Regions from separate parts of the Homo sapiens genome. Here region 1 is linked to region 2. The links are chromatin contacts, found by Hi-C in ENCODE. All regions are on one chromosome and are shown on one strand. Each heading gives the region's core, a stretch centred on a gene start or an enhancer-like site at or near the end of the contact. The rest is flanking DNA. Distances are from core to core; before and after follow the strand shown. Region 1 overlaps SLC39A11 (solute carrier family 39 member 11). Region 2 overlaps LINC00673 (long intergenic non-protein coding RNA 673).

Region 1 (2,700 bases), core at 7-2,506, 290 kb before region 2:
CCGTGGCCACACAGGGACACGTGGAGGGAAGACGGCCTTGTGGTAGTGGAGGCAGAGACTAGAGTCATGTGTCTAGAAGCTGGGGAATGCCACCAAGTGCCAGGGCCACCAGAAGCTGGAAGAGCCGAGGGAGGATCCTCCCCTAGAGCCTTCAGGGGGAGCATAGCCCTGCGGACAACTTGATCTTGGACTTCTGGCCTCCAGGGCTGTGAGAACAAATCCCTGTGGTACTTCATCACAGCAGCTGTTAAGAAACCAGGGCATCGGGTCTCCCTACCTCCATCGGCGTCTTCTCTGTCCCTGAGGTCCTCTCTTAGCTTTCTCCACTTCCTCTCACAGTTGGACGCAAAGCCCCAAGGCCACTTTTTTTTCCTCTTTTTAAATTTTTTAAAATTTTTATTTTTATATATATGTATATACATATATATACACATATAAGTATATACATATATACATATATACATACACATATAAGTATATACATATATACATATACTTATATGTGTATATATGTATATATGTGTATATATATTTTATATGTGTATATGTGTGTGTGTGTGTGTGTGTGTGTGTGTGTGTATATATATATATTTTTTTTTTTTTGAGACAGGGTCTCCCTCTGTTTCCCAGGGTGGAGTGCAGTGGCATCGTCTTGGCTCACTGTAACCTCCACCCCCTGAGTTCAAGCAATTCTCATGCCTCAGCCTCCTGAGTAGCTGGGATTACAGGCACCTGCCACCACGCCCAGCTAATTTTTGTATTTTTTGTAGAGATGGGGTTTTACCATGTTGGCCAGGTTGGTCTCAAACTCCTGTCCTCAAGTGATCCGCCCACCTCGATTTCCCAAAGTACTGGGATTACAGGCGTGAGCCACCACACCGGGCTCTGAGGCCACTTTTTCATCCATATTCTTCTCTGTGCCTCTGCATGTGTGTTCCCCATCCCTTTGGTAACTTCTATTTTTTATTTCAGGAGTGGGTTAAAGTTTCCGATTTTTTTTTTCCTTATACTCTCTCAGTTCAGTCTGGACCAACTTGGAGAAGAGCGGCGGCTTTCCCTCCCTTTTTCTGTGGCCGCCTTCAGACGCTGGCCCATGGGAGAGTCAGGGCTGTCCCCCGTATTGGAGCTATTAAACTGTCGTAAGAAAGGGGCCTTTGTCACGGGAAACACGTTACTCAGCTCAGTCATAGAGACAGACTGTGCCAGAAAACAAACAACAAAAAAAAAAAGGTTCAACCACAGCATTCTTTGGGACTTCAGTCATCCGCCTCCCGCTTGTTCTTAAAAGACGAATTTCCTTTCTTCCGTGTAATTCCATCAGATAGGTCGTCAGGTTTTCATTCTGTCCAGAATGGAGTGCTGGGGGCCCTACCCTGCCATCTGCCAGGGGCCTCTGCCCAACACCCCGCTTGTATGACCTCATGCCTGCAGGTTGGGAATGCAGGGGGGCTCCCTTGGGCCTTTTTGGGGTGGGTCAGGGAGGGTGCGAGGAGAACGAGGGCGGGAGTTAGGTATTTTTTCACACTTACCATGACCTGTCTGTGCACTTAAAAATTGATCAAGATGGTACATTTTGGCCGGGCACGGTGGCTCACGTCTGTAATCCCAACACTTTGGGAGGCTGAAGCGGGCGGATCACTTGAAGTCAAGAGTTCGAGTCCAGCCTGGCCAACATGGTGAAACCACGTCTCTACTCAAAATACAAAAATTACAGGTGGCACATGCCTGTAATCCCAGCTACTCAGGAGGCTGAGGCACGAGAATCGCTTGAACCCGGGTGGCGGAGGCTGCAGGGAGCCAAGATCACAGCACTGTACTCCAGCCTGGGTGACAGAGCGAGACTCCACCAAAAATCAAAAATAAAAAAAGATGGTACATGGTATGTTATGTATACATTAATCATTAGGCACTAACTCCCCATTCCTTATCTCCCCCCAGCCCCTGGCAACTGCCATTTTCTTTCTGTCTCTATGAATGTGACTCCTCTAGGGACCTCATAGAAGTGGCATCACACAGTATTTGTCCCTTTGTGTCCGTCCTATTTCACTTAGCATAATGTCCTCAGGGGTCATCATGTTGTAACGTGTCATAATTTTCTTCCTTTGAAGGCTGAACAATATTAGGTTGCACGGATGCATCATTTTGTTTGTTCATTCGTCTGTCCATGAACACTTGGGCTGTTTCACCATTTAGCTCTTGTGAATAGTGCTGCTTGTGAACATGAATGTAAGAATATCTCTTCAAGACCCCACTTGAGGTTCTTTGGGGTATATGGCCAGAAGAGGCATTGCTAAATCATTCGGTAATTTGATTTTTAATTTTTTGAAGAACTTAGTCATGGTGCATCTTATCTGCCTTGTAACATCGTGCCCTTGGGCAGAGGGGTACTTCCTGGAGGAGAGAGCCTCTCGCGGGCTCCCGGGGCCCCTTTCGTGGCTGGGTGCATGAGATGTATGCAGCCAACCCTTACCTCCTCCTGAGTGCAGACCCTGGGATGCTGCACTGGTCGCACACCCGTGGAGTTGGCCCTGAGTGAGAATAGACATCACGAGAGGAAAAATTGTGAGCGTGAAGGGGCTACATGGATGCAAGATGCGAGGTGAAGTGGTTTTGAATATGTACGTGTAAAGATCCTTGATTCCATGCTTTTCCACCAACTGCTGTTTAAACAAATGAACCTCTCACTATTAGCTTCACAAG
Region 2 (2,888 bases), core at 56-2,555:
TGGCAGGGTGTCACGTTTCCCACCACACCCGGGGCTCAGCCTCTGCTGTCATTTCTCCTCCTTGGTTTTCATCTTCTAAGGGAAGAAATAGTGTCATCTTTTCTCAACCTGTCAGTCTCACACCTGCCTGGAGCCCCTGGCAGTGAGACACCCAGTGCTGTTTAATCTGATGTCATCTCTGTTGATTGTCTGTTTTAGAAACCAGGTAGCAAGAGGGACTTTCTGAGGATTAAAAAAAAAAAAGTAAATCCCCAAACTATTTCGGGGAGGTTTTTTTTTTTTTAACCTCCTGTTTTTTAGTTTCATTATTTCTTTTTCTCTTACATACACTCTTTTTTAATTAAGAAAAATTAATTTTTTAAATTAAAAAAGACCAAATGCACCCCTTGGGTTGAGGAGTTATGAGAGCAATGTTTAGGGTAAAGGTCAAAGGTGAGATGGATGTCACTGGGTCTTGGGCATGGGTACCCACCTGCTGGCAAACATAAGAGAGGCCATACGAGAGTGGGGAAAGAAGGGTTACTGAAAAATGCATATGAGCTTGTTTTCTCTAATGATGTTTATTTGTTGTCTATCAGGAGATTAGTCCTGAGAGACTGACACCAGAGCCACCTGACGAATGTGGGTGCTCAGAGCCTTGGACTCGATGACCTACCTCTCCTGCCTCCCACCTGACTCCTGAAGTAGGGGAGTGTATTAACAGTCACAGGCCTCAGTTTACCTGCTTTCAGCCTCTGCCCTTCCCGAGAGGGTTGAAGCTGACTTGCTGCATCGCAGTTTTGTCCTTTAGTTCATCAGCTCTGGAACTTTCCACTTCTGGTGTTTTTGGTTTCCAAACAGAGGATTGAGGACGTATGAGAGCAATGTTTAGAGTAAGGTCAAAGATGAGGTGGATCTAACTGGGCCTTGGGCATGGGCGCCTACCTGTCAGACTCTGTCCTTCTCAGACAGCTGCCCAGGCAGGAGCTGCCTCTTGGGACAGTGAGTGGGCCATCTCCATTGAGAGAGTAGGGGGACAAAGGGAAAAGGCAGGGACTGGGTCACTCCTGGGGATGCTGTTTGACATAGACCATGAGGGTCAGCCCCACTGGGCCTGGCTGACCTGGTAGATGGGTAGGTCTAGGGTATGAACATGGATATTAGTTGGCCAGGGTGTGAGAACTTGTGTGAAAGGGTCGGCCCCTGGGTGACTCAGTCTCCTAGCAAACTATAAAAGGGAAGTGACTCATTTCCAGCCCTGAACAAGAACTCCTAAGGCTAGGCCGCCAGCACCTGTCTGGGACGTGGTTAGTTATTAACGCTGCCAGTAAGAGTGTCATGGGAACCAAACGCAGGCCTAGATGCCTGGAGGCAACTTGGCTTTTCACAGCTTGCAACTGTCCACTCACCTTCCCTTGCTGTGGCTCCTCTCTGCCTGACCCCAAATGCAGAGGAGCCCCTTGAACTCTTAGTTGCTGGTGGCTCCCCAGGTGCCTCTTGAGGGTGCAAATTCCACAGGGGTTGGGGAAGGGGGAAAAAGAAATGGGTTGGTCAGGGGAAATCACAACTTTTTTTTCTTTTTTTGTCCTGTTTAGAAGATCAGGTTCAAGTTGCCAGCCAGACTCTGGGCTTCCAGGAGGAGTGGGCTGTGGATGGCCTGGCCTCATTTGCATGTCCCTCTCCTCCCGGCCCTGCAGGTGCCACCTCCTGAGTCCTGGTTCCTGCGGCTCCGTCGAATCTGCAGTGAAGGCCTTTGGGAAGCGTGGGTTATGTGGGTCCAGGGGTCCCATCCTCCCGTGGAGGCCCTTGACCTGAGGATCACTAACTCACACCCCACCGACTTCCGGCCCCCAACAAGGGCAGTGTTCCTCTTGCTCCATTCTGCTCTGAAGTCCCCCAAACCGCTTCCTGGGGCTGCTTAGTGAAATACAAGGCTCATCTCTGAGGACCTCTACAGGGCTGGTGAGTTGAGCCAGGAGTTCAAATCTGCTCTGCCTTCTCCTTTCTTTCTCCACGTCTGGAAAAGTACAGAATGGGCAGCTTCTCCTCTCAGATCCCAAAAGGCATGTTTTACTGCTCCTGGGGGAGGCTCAGCCTGGGCACAAGCTATGTCTACTCCTGCCAGGGCCCTGCCCCTCCACTTCCAAACTGTCAAGCAGGAGGAGGGAGGATGATTGAACAGAAAGACACAGGAGTTTTAGTGAGTCAGGCTCCCCAGTGTCCAAAAAGGGACCCAGGGCCCAGGGGGAAGAGACATCCCTGGTATTTGTTGCCACCTTTGTAAAACCCTCAAGTGCTGGCAGGCAGCACAGAGGGAGTGGCGATGCCACTTGCCTGCCTAGTCTATGGGAGGAATTGGGACATGTGCTCCCTGGGTGGCCCTGAGCAAGCCATCGAACTGCTCCCCCAGAGTTTTCCCCATCTGTAAAGTGGGAATAATAACAACACCTGTCCTGCTTACTTGACAGGGTTTATGTGAGGCCGGCTGAGATCACTGAGCATGTGACAGGGCTTTGGGAGTGGTTAAGGGCCACCCAGATCGGGGTTGAGGCACCGGGGTGCTTATGGTGATTAGCAGCAGAGCAAGGCCTGAGGTCTGTGCTCCCCAGGGAGGGTGGCTTTACAGGCACCCACCTGCGGCTTAAGAGCTTCTTGGGCCTCCCACGGCTGATAAATCACCACCGGGTGGGTGTGCTTTGTCTGGGCTCCAGCATGAGCAGACAGCCTGCCCTTGGCAGCTGCAGAGAGCAGCTCCTCTGCCTTCTCTCCCTTTCTTAGTGGGTTGGGCAGGCGCAAAAATAGATCCCAGAACCCCATCTCTTAGGTTTTGCCAAGGGACCCTCCAACTGCTCATCTAGACATTCTGGTGGCATGGAGTTCCTTTCTCAGGTCACATAACCATTGGGGGT

The links. Hi-C counts contacts between places; a loop is a spot of excess contacts on that map. Pooled maps may share reads with other maps.
Region 1: a map of PC-9 shows a loop between it and region 2 (13-fold over the local background). The contact joins two enhancer-like sites. A Hi-C loop is called at or near these places in 3 of 168 maps with a recorded cell type or tissue (Calu3, PC-3 and PC-9), 5 of 37 single-sample maps with no recorded cell type and 10 of 50 pooled maps.

The regions. Positions count from the first base shown.
Region 1 is chr17:72,714,872-72,717,571 of GRCh38, reverse strand. All of the region lies in intron 7 of SLC39A11 (solute carrier family 39 member 11), which reads left to right. Among named protein-coding and RNA genes, the nearest start is that of LINC00511, 76 kb to the right of the region's middle. Within about 2 kb of position 1,256, at least 7 of the 41 ENCODE cell types and tissues checked have a DNase peak (open chromatin) inside an H3K27ac peak, as active enhancers do; they include PC-3 and PC-9, where a contact is called at or near this core.
Region 2 is chr17:72,419,753-72,422,640 of GRCh38, reverse strand. LINC00673 (long intergenic non-protein coding RNA 673) reads left to right here. Exons shown (of 4, transcript NR_152516.1): 3 at 1,575-1,941. Among named protein-coding and RNA genes, the nearest start is that of LINC02003, 78 kb to the right of the region's middle. RefSeq lists enhancers at 1-251, 865-994, 1,045-1,104, 495-1,694. Within about 2 kb of position 1,305, at least 15 of the 41 ENCODE cell types and tissues checked have a DNase peak (open chromatin) inside an H3K27ac peak, as active enhancers do; they include PC-3 and PC-9, where a contact is called at or near this core.